2 separate regions of the Mus musculus genome follow, and region 2 is linked to region 1. A link is a loop called in an ENCODE intact Hi-C map of the cell type or tissue named here. Cell type or tissue: left cerebral cortex. All regions are shown on one strand.

Region 1 (5,000 bases):
AGAATAACCTTAGCTGAATGAGACCTAACCACTGTCTCATACAGGCGAGTCTCACCAGAAGCACACATAGGTTGTGAACTAACAGAACAAATACACATGGCATACCTGGACCACGTGGCTTCAGGGTCCTGGGCAGGAGACATCTAGTTAATCAGGTCCCCACCCCCCAGTCCCCCCCCCTTTTCTTTTTTTGTCTCCCTTCTCCTCTTCCAGAGAGGATCCAATTCTTTAGTTCAGGATTTCCTCAAACTCTCACCAATCCTCCTGCCTCAGCCTCCTGAATGCTGGGATTATATTGCTACTGTGTCCGGCTCCAGCTGAACAGGCTTCCTTGGAGAAAAGGTTTTTAGCATACATATCAAAGAATATGTGTTTTGATGGAAATAAGCTGTAGAACGTACAGGCCGAGGAGTTATAGCATATCATGATTAGCTTTGGAAGTTTGGCCAAGGATTCTTAGCTTAGTAGAAATGAGAGAACACCAAATTGTCAGGAGCAACTGGAGTCTGAAGGGTAACTGGCCTGTCATGGGCAAGATAAATACTGGTTTAGAAATGTACCCACTGGTAGGCTCGCCCTGCTACCAGACATAAAAATCTCTTATTTATTTATGTTTACAAATGTTTTACCTGCACGTGTACACCATGTTTGTGCCTGGTGCTCCTGGAACTGGAGTTACAGACTGTTGAAAGCGACCATGTGGGGAACCTGACAGGAGCCTGGTCCTCTGCAGAGCAGCAAGTGCTTTTAACTGCTTCTGGCGTTTTCTGCCCTCTGTCTTATTCGCTGGTGTTAATGGAAGGCTATCTGGAAAAGAGACATACACCTGCCAGAGTTTTAAAGGGAAAAATCGTCGTGTATTTTCTAATACTCTGCTCGGGTGTGTGAAGTTCTTACTGTCAACCTGTCACATTACTGCATAGTAACTGGAAATAATACACATTTGTACCTGATTGCGGTGGACATCTACACAGGTGAGAAATTATAGAATGTATAGAATTAAAAAAATACACAGTGATGTGTACAAGTTGATCTGGAAAATCTGCTCGAAAATTAATACCCTGGCTGGGATATAATTTTGGTTGACAGGCGTGGGGAAGAGCTGAGTGAAGCGAACAAAGAATGTCTCTGTATTACTTTTTACAACGGCATGGGAGTCTTCAATTCTCTTGACGTATAATTTTAAAAATGCATTAGAGAAAGATATTTCTGCCTTTAAAACGCACTGGTAATCGTTGTTTCCGATCAAACGCGCTCAGTGAGTCCCATTGGCTTTCCTGAGTTATGCACACTCCAGGAATCCTCGGGCACAAAACAGGCGCCATTAGTTTGTTCTGAAGCCAGAGCTGAAAGAAGGAAGTCCCGGTGCGGGAAGGGCCGGCTCCTTTCTGGGAAACTACGGACTGCTACCGGCCCAAACTGCCAGCATGTCTGTCCCAGCCTCCGTTAACTTTACCGGAGTTTCTCAAGTACTGAGGCGCCGTCCACTCCAAAAAGAGTTCAAACCTTTTATGATTGATTCTCACTTTCTCCATAAAGGGACGGCACAAAGCTGCTTTTTGCAGCCAGGCAAGACTTTATTTATTTTATTTAACCGGGTGCAGGATTTCTGTAGACTCAACTCGCAGCACGAGTGAGCTTCACTTCTAGAAAGACAGGGCAGGAGGCGGGCGAGGACTCCGTGACGCTCCAACCCGGAGTTCGCAAAGCCCAGAATTTGCGCGAGCACCCCGAACTTGGGTAAAGCGAAACGGCTAGAGGAGGAGTGGCGGGCTGGGGAAGCCGCCCACTCCGGCCTCAGTTTCCTGAAGAGCAACCTCCCTTCCAGCCTGGGAGCGTCGTTGCCTGTGCAAACCAGGAGGGGGTAAACTGAGGCACAGCAGGCGGAGGGCGCACACCCGGCATTCCTAGTATCCGGCCGCCCCGCCTCGGACCGCACAAAGCCCTGAGCCCCCGCCATCGCGCGCGGCTCGCTCCCCCGTGGGCGCCAAGTCCCGCCCCACGCGTCCCGCCCCACACCATGACGTCACCGCGGCGGCAGGCCCCGCCCCATCCAGGACCCGGCGGCATGACGTCACCGAGGCCCCACCCCTCCGGAGCGAGTTCGGTCCTGGCGTTCATTTCATTCCTGTCCTCATTCCGCACATTCTTCGCATCGCTCGCGCCGCGCCGCGCCGCCCGAGCCGAGCCGAGCCTCCGCGGCCCCGCCGCCCGCCGCGGGCGCCCCCCAGCACTTCGCACACTCGCTTCCAGCTCGCGGGGAGTCCGCGCGCCGGGGCCCGGGCCCGGGGCGGCCGCGGCGGGGCGCAGGCCATGCGCTGACCCCCCAGCGCGCAGCGTCGCCGGAGCGCGGGCAGCTGCCCCGGCGCGCCCTGCCCGTCCCGGGAGCCGGCGAGGCCGGGTTGGGGCTGCCCGGCGCGGGAGTACCGCAGGGAGTACCGGCTGGAGTAACGCGGGGGCGGCGGCCCAGCGCCCCGAAGTTTGCCGCGCCCGCTCGGGCTGCCGTGGTAAGTTGCGCGCGGGGCGGACTCGGGGGCGCGGGCTGTCTAGGCGTCACCGCGATCGGCGCTTTGTGTGCGGCTCCAAGAGGGGAGCGGCCCCGCCGCCCTGCAAGTTGGGCCGCAACCCTGCGCGGCAACAGGCGGCCCCGCTCGCCTTTCTGCGCGCCCCTCTCTCCAGCGTCCCTCTCCCGCGCACCTCGCTCCTTGCCTGGGAAGCGCCGAGTTTGGCGCGATCGCGGGTGGGAGAGCGTTCGGCGCGCAGCTTAGAGCCTGCAGCCCGGTGACTCCCCCGGCGCCCGGCCCCTTCGGGGTCCGCGCCGATCCGGGCTCCTCCTCCCGGGAGATGAAAGAGGGCTCTCTCGCTCTTGCCGCCTCTCCAGAGCTGCCGCCGCCGCCGCCGCCGCTCCAGTGCACATTCAAGTGGAAAATTTTCAGGAGTCAGCAGAAACATTGTGTCCAAAAAAGACTGAGTCGCACTTACCACCAAACCCGGGAGTAGACTCTCCCTGGAAAACTTCCCCTCGGTAGGAAATACTGGGGGATTTGTTTGTTTATTGGAGGAGATACGATCCCCAGGAGGACCCCAAAAAAAATCTGGGGACACTTTTAGCCTTTGTTCGCGAAAGCACCACTTGTTTTCAAAGTCTAGAGGCCCGTTTGAAAGAAAGTTCAACTTCTAGGAGTTTCCTTTTTCTTTTTTAATGCATTTTTTAAAATAATCAAAGCTACATTTTAAGAAGTGGGGCTCACACTTCACTTATCTTCTTCCCGTGAAAATAAAAGCCAGACTAATTTTCCTCGGTCTTAATCGTCTTCCTTTTTAAAGATTTATTTTAAGTTGAATGGTGTCACCCGTATAAAAATATTTATGAAACAATGAAATACCAGCCACCAGCGTTTCTCAGGAGGCTTGTTAAGTTCTTAGAAGCTGTCTGTGATTTACAGAAATGCAAATTGATCTCAGCGCTGGAAACTTACAGACAGATATTCCAGGAATCGGTAGTGTAGAAAGGCCGGGGTTTTAAAATAGCGCCATTTGAAAGGAGCCGAGGTCCTTGGAACAAAAAGGTCTGTAAATACGATCATATTTCAAAATAGTGAATGGAAAATATTTCAATTCCTACAGATAATGCCAAGTAACAGAATCGCAGTCTCCTTTACGCCCTGTGGCCTGGATTCGTTGTTAGTTTAGGTGGTCTGGTGGCTTAGAGTGTGCCGAGTGCCTGCAGGTGGTTCCCCGGGTGGACAGATCCTTCCCGTTAGGGAGACTCGATCTACCCGGAGCCAAGGGGTAGCTTGTCTGTGCAAGCCTGAGCTCTTGGGTGGGGGCTAATCTGCCTTGAGACTGAGGCTGGGAATAGTCCTCAGGCTGTACAGACTGTGCCAGGGGCTTCCGCCTTTCAGCGGAGTCTGCGCTTTTCTGTGAATAGCAGGATCTTTGGGCCCAAGCGCATCTGAATGCTTATAAGGGCCAGACTTAGATCCAACTTTGGTAAGAATCTTTCCTCTTTAGAAGGAAACAGTAGACCCAGTTACAGCACGACTCCGGAAAGACAAATGCGTTTAGCTGAACCTTTGTCAACAGCAAGGTTTTAAATTGATGATTTTAAGGAGGAAAGGCGTATTTTTCTAATCTCAGTATTTCCATAAATGGTCATAAGATATTTTTGTGTACTATTTCTTTGAATGTGTAACTCTGTGTCGGACTCTTAGGTTTCAGGTTTTCAACAGAGTTTGCAATTGCTTTATTTGTTGTTTGTATAAAAAATGAGCTGATAAGCTGTCTCCATTACTGAGTCTTGTTCATGTCCTTAGTAAGCCATTTTATTTTCTGTTTAATGGCAAGTATTGTTTAAATTGAAGATTTAGGGAAATATTAGAATACTTTTTATTTTTTAAAAACAAGTTTGAAACAAAGCCAGAGAGACACTTTGCCTTTATAAAAGAGTTTAAAAAAAAAAAAAAGGGCGGGCGGAGAGAAGAAGGGGAAAAAGAATCATTGTGTGAGTTCCTTCTTCCTGGGGTTCTTTATAAATTCTAGGGAACATTTTGGGGTTATTGGAGGTTTTGTACAAGCAAAGGCCAGGACTGAGCAGGACATGTATATAGTTAGTGACCTTTAATTTGAAGCTGGCAGATAATGTAGCATAGACTGACACAGACTGCACTAACTGAATGAGTAACTCGCTTGTACTGTGGTACGTACAGTGTGTGCTTCCCTTACAGCCCTGTGAAATGGTGCAGGTGGGTCTGCAGGGGTCACCTGGTGGGGAGCTGGCTTCCTGCCCCTCCTGCTTTCTCTCCCTCTCTTTGCTGTATACAGCTGGGATTATATGTTCACATAGTTGCTTTGGATTCTGGCATCTTCTGATTTGGGAAGAAGACAGAAAACTAAGAAAAAGATTATTATTATTTTTTTAAGTTCACTAGTGCATAGACTTGATTTTAGTTGGTTCTGCCAATAGGCAGAAGCAAATGTAAGAAGATACATCTTTATGG
Region 2 (5,000 bases), 140 kb after region 1:
TCCCATTCACAGAATGGAGTCTGACCTTTCCCAAAGTTCACCTTACTATCTGGTAGAAGCATCATACTGAGACACTCAGGGAACCTGGGACCCATCTACCGTGCTTTTGTATGAAGCTAAATTAGCACTCAGTGGCGTTCATGTAAAGATCTCATTCAGTTTCAGAGAAAGGTCAGTCTTCATTCCTAAACTGAGGTAGTTGTTTGTGGTAATGGTTCCCACTTAACTCTTACGTGTTTATCTGCGTGAATGAAGTATCCATCTGTAATGGTTAATATTGGTTGTCAGCTTGACAAGATGAATCAAATCTGGACACATCTGGAGTTTCCAGATCCAGTCATTTGTTGTAGGTAGACTCAGGTGACATGTGAATGGCTCTATTCTGCGGGTTGGGGGCCCTGTACTGAATAGACGGAGGAAGCCAGTTGTGCTTCCTGGGCGCATTAGAGAGTTGGCTGACATTCCTTTCCTCCACTGCTAGACTGTACTCTTGGTTTTTTAGAGACAGGGTTTCTCTGTTAAGCCCTGGCAGTCCTGGAACTCACTTTGTAGACCAGGCTGGCCTCGAACTCAGAAATCTGCCTGTCTCCGCCTCCCAAGTGCTGGGATCAGAGGTGTGCGCCACCACCGCCCCGCTAGAGTGTACTCTTAAACTGTGGGTCCAAACAAACCCGTCATTACTTAAATTACTTTTATCAGAGCAATGAAAAGCATTGTTAATTAAATGTCTAGAGGTTGGCTGTATGCACTTGAGACACTGACTCTGTTAGAAATGGTGGTGCCCATGAACATGACCTGAATACGATCTGCATAAAGTGGCGCTCAGAATTCTGATAGTTGACAGCACAATATTCTCTTGCTGGTACCTTTGTGGTCTTCACAGGGGTTGGGGGTGTGCGCAGGAGACACTTCTTGTTTTTAAGGTGGATTGTCCAGAGATAGACATGTCTGAAAATTGAATCAGAACACTTTCCTCCTTGTGTTATTGACCATAGCCACTTGTCTGGTAGAGCCTTTTAACTTGAGAACCTGCTATGCGCGGGGATATCTGGTGGGGCGCTACCCTATCCTGTGGGACTTATAAAAGTAGGTTACTCAGAGATTTTAAAAGTTAGCTATTATGCCGTGCCTTTCTCCCACCTACATTTGCTGTGTACTGTGACATATGGGACTCTGGTTGCAGAAGGACAGAAGGCCCTTCCTCCTGTCCCGTTTGCTGCCTTCTCCACGCCTCCAACCCCAGTCAGTGGCTTCTGGTCCTCCAGTCAATGCAGCGCAGTGCTTGTGAAGGCAAGATGACTCCTGAATGAGTAGTGTGCTACCATAGATTCCTCTTCTCCAGAGCTTTCCATTCGCCCAGGAGAAGCTGGGGCGGGGGCGGGGGGGGGGGGTTTGCTGTTGGTTTTCATGCTGTTTTATAGTTTGTCTTCAAATGATACCAGATGTTAGGAGCTTCCTTCCCCAAGCCCTCTGGGTTGCTGACATGGAGAGAACACTTTGCCTTGGTTTGCACAGAAGAAAGAAAGAGGGTTATTAATTGAAGATCCCTAATAAAACGGGGACTGCTTTCCTGTCCTGTCTACGTGTGTCTTAGAGGAGAATATGTAAAAGTAGTCAGAGGGCACAGTGGCATTGAATTAGACCCATGAAGAAACTAAGACTAAAAAGGCTAGCAACTTTGCCACAAGCTGACACTGTTAATGGGAGACTTCTAGTCCGTACTTTCCTGTAATTCTCTCTTCACACGGAGGAAGAGTGTATTTTAAGGTGTATCATGAGACACAACAGATGCCAGGATTACAGATGTTAAAGGACTGTAGTCAGGGCTCAGCAGTGGTGCAGGGTGGAAAGTAACTGCTGTGGGTCCATGGGTTTGGATTTTGAGCATCCATATTAAAAACTGGGCTCAGCCACTCTTGTTTACAGTCCTAATGCTGGTGAAGCAGAGGCAGGGGGATTCTTGGAGCTGAATATGTGTGCCCCAGGCTCAGTGAGACTATATATATATTTAAAAAAACAAGGTTGAAGAAGACACCCAATGCCAACACATATACACACGGGAGGGAGGGAGGGCAAAAGCATACAGTGTATTCAGATGTCTTTTTTGTCTTTGAGTTCTGGTAAATCAGGCTGTTGCCACCCCTCAAACCATCAACTCAACTATAACACACAGAAAGAAAAACCAGACTAGTGTTAATCACAAGAGCCTATTATGCTCATATATAGCTTGTCATAACACATTATAATATTACAGCAAATACATTTAACTCATTGAAAGTCCTCAGGAGGCTCCTAACTCCTTTCAGATTGTTCTCTGAGCCTCTCCTGAGAGGTCTAGTTGCAAAGCCTTGTGAACCTGCCAGGCCACTTTTGCCAAAACCCAAGATTTAGAATCCCCCTTTAGGGGGGAAAATCACTGCACTGTTTGCTAGTACTTAAAAGTCTGTCTGGTTTTGTTAGCACCTGCAAACAGGAAGTTGAGATTTGAGGAGAAACTTTTGGCAGTATACAACAAGCTTGCTGGCAAGCGAGAGTCTCTGTTACCATGGAAACTACACTGCCACCTCCTGCTTTAATGGAGAATTGGTGGACTTCCGGAGGCACTCTTGTTCAGGCCTGTAAATCTTTCCGGAGAAATTAAGGTTGACTTTTAAGACATTTCTCCGTTCTCTACCAGGCATCTCTTACCCTCACCCAAGCTCTTCATGAACCCAAGAAACTGTGCGCTGCTTCAGTGCCTGGCAAAAGTGTCTATAGTCTGTTTCCTTTCCCTCATGTTTAAATCACGTATATTCCCACCCGTCTTTATTCCGTAAAAAGTTACTGTGCTGCCTATTATAATTATGCGGATTGAAAGATAAAGGAAGAAGGTCTGGGGCATCATGCACACTATGGTTGGAACACCTGATGCTAGAGGGTTGTTCGACCTGTAAACCTTCCCTGACTTGAACTGCTCTAAACTTTCTCTAACCCTCGGTTTCTTCTCATTCCAATGAGACACCTTAAGATAATGCCTTAGCTGTTTTTAAAGTAAACCAACCTGATTTCACTAAGCAAGTCTTTTTTTTCATCCAGGCAGATGAGAGATACTTGCAGGTTGCTTTCAGCTCCCTGGACGCCCCTCCCCCACAGCCCCACTCCTCTCCCCCCCCACCCCCCCAGCTAATTGTTTATCTGGGAGAATGCAAATGGTGGTTTTAAGTCTTCTAAGTCATCCATCATGCCTGGCAGCCTCCATTGTCTCAGTTTTGGGTTTGAGCCAAGTCAGACTCTTTCTGTTGGTAGAGGGGGTGGGGTGTGGGATTCGCTCACCAGGCTCTGCCAGATCTGTTCCTGTGGAGCTGAGCCCTGGTGTGAGTCAGGGCCCTGCAGGCATGTCCATCCTGCCTGTGCATTGGGAAAAGGAACTCAGGGCTCCTCGTTTTCTTAGGTCACATTAATAGGAAGTAGCTCCTCATTTCAAGTGGAAGAGGCGGGGCTTGCTCTCGGTGTCATAGTTCCTGTTAGCTTTTTCATTCATTTTGTGGATGTAATAAAATTCTGTTTATAGTCAGCTACAAAGTGAGTAATTGCCGTGCAGCCAATGAAATTCAATATAGGTTTGTCGCGGTTTTTTGAATTTTAATTAAACCAGTCTTCAAGTAAATGAGAAATGCTGCCGCTTTTGTTGTGACAAGTGGCATTGACAAAATATTAATCTAATGGTTTATTTGTCAGCAGCCTCCAGGGGTGTGTTTTTTTTTTTTTTTTTTTTTTTTTTTTTTTTTTTTTTTTTTAAAGATTTATTTATTTATTATATGTAAGTACACTGTAGCTGTCTTCAGACACTCCAGAAGAGGGCGTCAGATCTTGTTACAGATGGTTATGAGCCACCATGTGGTTGCTGGGATTCGAACTCCTGACCTTCGGGAGAGCAGTCGGGTGCTCTTACCCACTGAGCCATCTCACCAGCCCCTCCAGGGGTGTGTTTTGTTTGTTGTTTCAGTTTGTTCTTTCTAAAGCGCACAGGGAAGAATAAGCTCTTTAAAACTCCATGAAATGAAAACTCCATGTATGGAATATTCCATCACTGATAACTCGCCAGCCACAATTGCATGTGTCTCTTTTATGGCACGGAAAAAATTTTATGTTTTTAAACCAGATGTCCCTGTGGCTCACTTTTTTTTTTTTTTTTAAATGTCATTAGAACTGTAGCTGGGATAAATAACCAACTATTGCCTACAAAGCCTAATATTAAGGACTAACCAGCCCCAGTTCCTGTTACATCACTTCCTTTTTATCTTTATAAATTACCTTGTGGCTTAAAAATGACATCTTGGTGGTGGATGGGGGTTCTTTTTATGACTGAATTATTTAAGTTATTTTCTCTGGAGACTCTTGAACTTTAGTAAGCTAGAAAGAACGTAAACGTTTAAAAATGAATATTCTTTCTGTCAATCTCTTGCTCTCCCTCATGGGGCACGATTTGATGTTTGAAAGAGCAGTTTAATTTCAGATTCGGTTAGTTCTGAGTCCTTATTACAAAGCAGATTTTATTCAAATGGTAAAAAATCTTAACATTTTCTCATCTTTAGAGCTGGCCTAAAACACAAAGATTTAAGAGCAATCTCCTTTTGCCCAGTATTAGGAATCTGTGACAAGTAGAGTGACTACTACTTTCCCTTGTCAGTGAGTCCATCCATAAAGCCCACTAGTCACTTTGCACCAACACTTAGCCTGGCTGCTGCCTCCTCTGTCACCACTACCACCATCAGATTGTACAGGCGTAGGGGTTGTGTTTGGGGGTGCAAGAAAGACTATTGTTTCTAGACACCCAAGTATGGCCGCAGACAAACCCGCAGAGCAGCATGTCCGGGAGGGAGCATGTGTCTACTCAGAGCGCCAGATCAACCCCAATAGTTTTTCAGGGATGCTAACCCTCTTGTAACTGCCAAATTGGATTTGTCGCTGAATGAAGTATCAGCTGCTGCGGACAAGGCCATAAAAGCCAGCCGGCTGGC

Evidence for each region. Peaks named below come from ENCODE experiments on the same cell type or tissue, not always from the same donor. Only the 100,000 strongest peaks of a DNase experiment are listed, where the experiment ranks them.
Region 2: it touches region 1 in a loop (2.5-fold over the local background); 3 of 42 quality-filtered maps call a loop at or near these places.

The regions. Positions count from the first base shown.
Region 1 is chr7:112,677,220-112,682,219 of GRCm38, forward strand. It overlaps Tead1 (TEA domain family member 1), which reads left to right and starts at 2,137. Exons shown (of 13, transcript NM_009346.4): 1 at 2,137-2,507. In left cerebral cortex, a CTCF peak has its summit at 1,765; DNase peaks (open chromatin) are centred at 1,393, 1,735, 2,062, 2,824 and 1 more place; H3K4me3 peaks cover 3,059 bases; H3K27ac peaks cover 1,509 bases.
Region 2 is chr7:112,820,515-112,825,514 of GRCm38, forward strand. All of the region lies in intron 2 of Tead1 (TEA domain family member 1), which reads left to right. Among named protein-coding and RNA genes, the nearest start is that of Rassf10, 130 kb to the right of the region's middle. In left cerebral cortex, a CTCF peak has its summit at 2,552; DNase peaks (open chromatin) are centred at 2,552 and 3,314; H3K27ac peaks cover 79 bases.